Linked DNA regions of Homo sapiens: region 2 is linked to region 1. A link is an interaction called in ENCODE POLR2A ChIA-PET data of the cell type or tissue named here. Cell type or tissue: PC-3. All regions are shown on one strand. Each heading gives the region's core, and the rest is flanking DNA. Links, peaks and the distances in the headings are about the cores only.

The links. ChIA-PET counts read pairs that join two places held together with the same protein. Peaks named below come from ENCODE experiments on the same cell type or tissue, not always from the same donor. Only the 100,000 strongest peaks of a DNase experiment are listed, where the experiment ranks them.
Region 2: POLR2A ChIA-PET joins it to region 1 with 9 read pairs; 2 of 35 experiments call an interaction of 5 or more read pairs at or near these places.

What each region holds. Positions count from the first base shown.
Region 1 is chr1:199,825,586-199,828,516 of GRCh38, forward strand. No RefSeq gene overlaps it. Among named protein-coding and RNA genes, the nearest start is that of NR5A2, 200 kb to the right of the region's middle. In PC-3, for the core only: no CTCF peak of the experiment used is centred there; no DNase peak of the experiment used is centred there; H3K27me3 peaks cover 342 bases.
Region 2 is chr1:200,080,821-200,083,751 of GRCh38, forward strand. All of the region lies in intron 5 of NR5A2 (nuclear receptor subfamily 5 group A member 2), which reads left to right. Among named protein-coding and RNA genes, the nearest start is that of NR5A2, 55 kb to the left of the region's middle. RefSeq lists enhancers at 1-664, 665-1,350. In PC-3, for the core only: no CTCF peak of the experiment used is centred there; a DNase peak (open chromatin) is centred at 1,711.

The DNA.
Region 1 (2,931 bases), core at 233-2,732:
TACCATTCAACCCAGCAATCTCATTCCTGGGTACATACCCAAAATACAATAAATTGTTCTACCTTAAAGACACATGCACATGTATGTTCATCACAGCACTATTTACAATAGCAAAGACATGGAATCAACTAGATGCCCATCAACAGTAGAATGGATAAAGAAAATATGGTACATATACACCACGGAATACTACACAGCCCTTAAAAATAATGAAAAATCATGTCCTTTGCACAAACATGGATAGAGCTGGAAGCAATTTTCCTAAGCAAATTGACACAGGAACAGAAAACCAAATACCTTATGTTCTCACTTATAAGTGGGAGCTAAACACTGAGTACACATAGACACAAAGATGGGAACAACAGACACTGGGAACTACTTGAGGGTGGAGGGTGGGAGAAGGGTGAGGCTTGAAAAACTGCCCATCAGGTAGTATGCTTATTACCTGGGTGACAAAACAATCTGTACATCAAACACTCATACCATACCCCTGTAACAAACCTGCACATGTACCCCCTGAACCTAAAATAAAAGTTGACCACCTTAATAATCAGTAGGAATTACTGAATATGACAGCAGTATAGATCAAAAATCTAAAAAGAAAGGGATTAACCACACATGCATAACTACATATTCTATTTATTTTCATAAGAAAACCTGATAATTTTAATTTTCTTTAAAAAAATCACATCTACCATTTTCCCTGATGTGCGTCATCTGGGAATAGTATATGTCATAACAAAATTAAGCAATATCACGTTTCTAAGTAGGCAGTGACATAATAATATAGATGACTTAAAAACAGGCACAAAATCTAATAGTGAGTTGAGACATGGGTAAGTTAGAAAACTTTAGTTTACAGAGCACTCTCTCAAATACACACAATATTAAAATTTTATTTTAACATTTAAAAGAGGGAATGAAAAGTAAGGAAATAAGGGAGGCAATCTGATATTATGTAAGTACTCTTAGCATGAAATTCCAAAGATCTATGTTCAAGCCCCAACATTAATGATAATTATGGAAAATTTTTTAACATCTCTGTAAAATTATTGGGTTGAACAGTATATTAATCAAGAATAAAGCATAGGTGGTTCATGCCTATAATCCCAGCACCTCAGGAGGCCAAGGCAGGTGAACCACTTGAACCCAAGATTTCGAGACCAGCCTGGGCAACATGGTAAAACTCCATCTCCATAAAAAATACAAAAATAAGCTAGGTGTGGCAGTGCACACCTATAGTCCCAGCTACTTGGGGGGATGAGATGGGAGGATCGCTTGAGCCCAGGAGTTCGAGGCTGCAGTGAGCAGTGATCGTGCCACTGCACTCCAGCCTGGTTTACAGAGCAAGACCTTTCCTCAAAAAATTATAACAATAATAATAATAATAGTTGTACAACTGTGATTAAAAAAAGAATAATTGTTTAGGGTTCAGTTATTGTGTAGATAAGCTTCCGTTCACAGCACTTGGTAATTGCTACTCCTGCTATTAGTAATATATTTGTTGATGAGAAAAAAGTAATCCTTTTTTTTTTTTTTTGAGATGCAGTTTCGCTCTTGTTGTCCAGGCTACAGTAAAATGGCGCGATCTCGGCTCACCGCAACCTCTGCCTCCCAGGTTCAAGCGATTCTCCTGCCTCAGCCTCCTGAGTAGCTGGGATTACAGGCATGCGCCACCACACCTGGCTAATTGTATATTTTTAGTAGAGATGGGGTTTCTCCATGTTGGTCAGGCTGGCCTTGAACTCCCAACCTCAGGTGATCCACCTGCCTCAGCCTCCCAAAGTGGTGGGATTACAGTCGTAAGCCACTGCACCTGGCTGAAAAAAGTAATCCTATCAGTTTATTGCTTGGTTTGAGAAAAGAATAGACTTAATCAAGAATATTTTAGCAAAAAAAAAGTACTTTTTTCTTGTATCGTAGTTTACAAGTAAATTGTATGCCACAAATTTATAAATGTGATTCAGATTTTTTAATTGAAAAATAAATGATGCAAAACAAAGTAGGTTCACTTGTGCTTCAAATTTTAAAACTGCCCATAATAAAATAAGATAAAAACAATGTCCCTTCTTCCTCCTCATCAAAGACAGTTCCTTACTGTCCTAGCTTTCTGAATATAAAACATAATGTCCAAGGAAAATCACCATATTAACCATTTAAAACTCCACCCTCCTGTTAAAGCCTGTGGATGAAAATAAGAGAAATTCTTTTATAACTCTTTTATGCCCAGATTCAAGCAAAAGTGCTGCTTTTTCTCTACTGAATACTTAATGCCTCTCTTCACTGAGATGCTTTAAGCGGGAAGAGAAGCTTGTAGACAGGTATGTAATTGTCAGTATATTAAACTTAACTCAATATTTTAAACATGAAGGGGTGGTGGTAGAGTGTGTACATAAATTACAAAAGTATGGGGTAAAGTACATGTATCTTATGCATGTACACTCCTACACATGCATATGTTTTGTGGATACAAATATATCTTGGAAAACAAGTATATTCTAGGAAATTAATAACTCCACAAAGCCAAATCGCAAATATGTTTAGATAAACAACAAGTAAGCAGCAAAGAACATGGTTTCTATCCAAGCTAAGAAATGGCTCTTCTGAGTTTTTGTGAAGAAATCCATAAGCTGTGTGCTTGACCCCTGAGATCTAGACAGTGTGGTGGAGATTAGAAACATACAGTCTGGGATGTATTTTAAGCTCATGAAAAAAAATAAAAGGCTATGTAAATATATTGTTGTAGAATTGATTGTATTGGTCAAGTAAAATTGAGGCCACTTTCAACAAATTTTAAAGGGAAGCTGAGTATTTCAGGCCAAAGTATGTTTTTCCTGAATTATGTGAATGTTATTTCAACTCTAATAGTTTTGAGGGCTCTGTTAGATGATTAACATTAAGCGTCTCACTTCGTAATTCATTGACTGGAGA
Region 2 (2,931 bases), core at 187-2,686, 260 kb after region 1:
ACAAATTGCAAATACTTTTCACATATATTTACAAGGGATCCTTATCACAATCCCTATTCATATTGCCCTCAGTAGAAACATGCAGCATCTGGCCATTGGCCCCTGTTAATAATGATTACACAGATGTCCTTTTCTTTTCCTCTGGAATATTGCAAAGTAGAGGTTAGACCAGAAGCAAGAAGACTGGAGAGGCATGTTTAGTACCTGCAAGAAGATATTTAATAACTTTCTTAGAGGAAAGATTCAGAATCACCAGTTACATTGAGTTGAATGAGGAGCATTAGCCGTCAAAAGAATCTGTTTTTCCACTTGTTGCTTGGATAAATGGATAAAAGCCTGCCAAGGACTTCAGTCCACCAGCTGAGGGTACCATAGCTAAAATACTCCCAACAGAAGGGCAGGTCCCAAACCACACAGGCATGCTTTTCAATCACAGAATAAAATGTAGTTGTTTTCGTCATTTCAGCTTGTGACCTAAATGCCTCATTTTCATGTTTGAAAAGTTACCAACTTTATTTCAGTCCTATTTCCCTTCCTCTGTGGTATTTCCCAGTCAGTAGACCACAGTCCTGTGGGTTATATCAATGCCTAAAGCAGAGATCAAATCAAAGCATACCACATAACTGGTTAAAATGAAAGCTCATTCCGAATTAGTAAATAATGCCCGCCTGTCTTCCACATCTGTCAAAGTCTCCCAGCTCAGATGGACACCTCCATAAGCTGATCCATAGGAAGCCAAATACTTGCAAACAGCCTCTTAATTGCTCATTTGCAGTTGGACAAAATGCTAAATGCAGAAAGACTTCAAAGGCAATGGAATCTGCATTGAAAACAGGATCTCAATACACATAGTCGCTTATTGTTGCAAAATTAGAATAACAAATGTTCCCAGCATGAAGCCAACATAAACTTGCCTGAGTATTATTCAACCTGAAACATAGTCTACCTTTTTTTTTTTTTTAACAGCAATAGAAGAGGCATACTTAGCACTCTGTTTGTTATTCTATACTGTTCATTTTAATGATATATTTAGGTCTCCCTGACACTTTGTATTTTTACGTGTAATTACCCATATTAAAAAAAAAACACCACTCATTAGTGTTCTGTTCTACTGACTTAATTATGCCCCTTAATTAAATCTCAGCTAACAGGGGGTCACCGCAGTGTCAGTGGGATTTGTCACTGTTTGTCAGCAGGTGTCTGGTTGCATCTATTTCTGGTTTTCGTATGGTTTGAATCTATTTAAGAACTTGCTACAACCCCGTCCTCCCCTCCACACCAACCCCAAATGCCAGAGACAGCATTCTCATTGGAGGGAAGAAGCAGTATCTATTTGACAGGCAACTGCTTCCCAAAAGCTTGTTTGTAAGAGGAAATTTTTGTTTTCATTACTCTAGAAAAAATCTCCTGATTAGGGGAAAGATGCTTAAAACAGACTTGGATAAAACAGATGCACTATTTAAAAGATGAATAGGTTTACATTCTAAAAATTATGATCATATTTTTGTATACAATTCTAAAAGTTCCTTGAAGAACAAAAAATATATTTTGTTGCTGCTGTTATGAGAAGAACATCACATTAGGTGTTTTGCATCATCTGGCCATTGGTGTCTTTGTACAGAGTACTTTGTATCAATTATTTGGTTCACGTTTTTCATTTTAAGAATATAAAACAAATTACAAACATATGAGTCAAACCGAAAAAAATGTCTTTTGTGTGACTAATGTAGGGTCAATAGGAATTTAATTCTTGAATGAGAGGCAACAAATTACAAATACTTATTATTTGGAATGAGTCTTAGTATTAAGACTTATATGTCTTCACATTTCACATTAGAATGTTTTAAACTCATGATTTTAGTATATTAATTAAGGGAGATATAATTCCCATGTTTCTGTATATAATAGGCATCTAATGTTGATCTGAATAATTGATTAGTCCAGTCAGGCTTTTATAATTAGTTGTCAGCTTTTCAGTGTAAAGCCCTCAAAACACCTGCTGTGCATCTACAAAGGTCTTACATATTTATTAGTGTTTTTAACCTAAAAAGGCATGCAACCTACCTGAAAAGCATTTAATTTTTTTTCTGGAACTAAGATGACCCTTCCAACATATACCCTAAGAAACTAAGGCTATATGTCTCTGAGTTTTTCAGTCTAGAAGATTTTGGACTGAAATTCTGATTTTTAAAAATCATAACACTTATCTTTATTTAAAGATAAAAATGTCACAGTTTTTCTATGGAAGTTTTTCAGAACTCATATTTCTAATAGTAAGGTTAAGCAAGACAATGGGTTACAGATATCAAACTATCAACAATGTAAAGTAGTTTTGAGACTTCACTGTCATTATTGTATAAGCAATTTTATTTTTCTGGGTTTACCTACAAATGTGGTAGTCACAGAAGAAGAAAAATAATTTAAAGAAAAATTTATAATACTCAGCTTATTTATTTCTGAAATTCAAATCAATTCATTTCATCCTAAAAAGTTAACTCCAACTGGCTTTTCTTAAGTAACAAATGTCATCATTTGCTGTCCAAGTAATTTTCAATACAATGCTCATTTGATGTTGCCTCTAAAGTTCTTATCACACAAGTAATAAGTAATCCATACATTACATATATGTGTACATTTTAAAAACCATTTCAAATGGTGAGATAAGAATTTTTATGCATTTTATGGATTCCTGTACAGCCTCCTCATTGTCATTAGATAATGAAAGGCTTCGCCATGTGTGTATCGTAAAGACCTACTAAGCAATATGAACTCTCCAGATTGCTTTACATTTACACAGTTGAAGTATATATATATACAGTATTGTACAGTATTGTACAGCAATATTGTATAGCAATGTACAGTATTGCTGGGCACAGTGGCTCATGCCTGTAACTCCAACACTTTGGGAGGCTGAGGCAGGTGGATCACCTG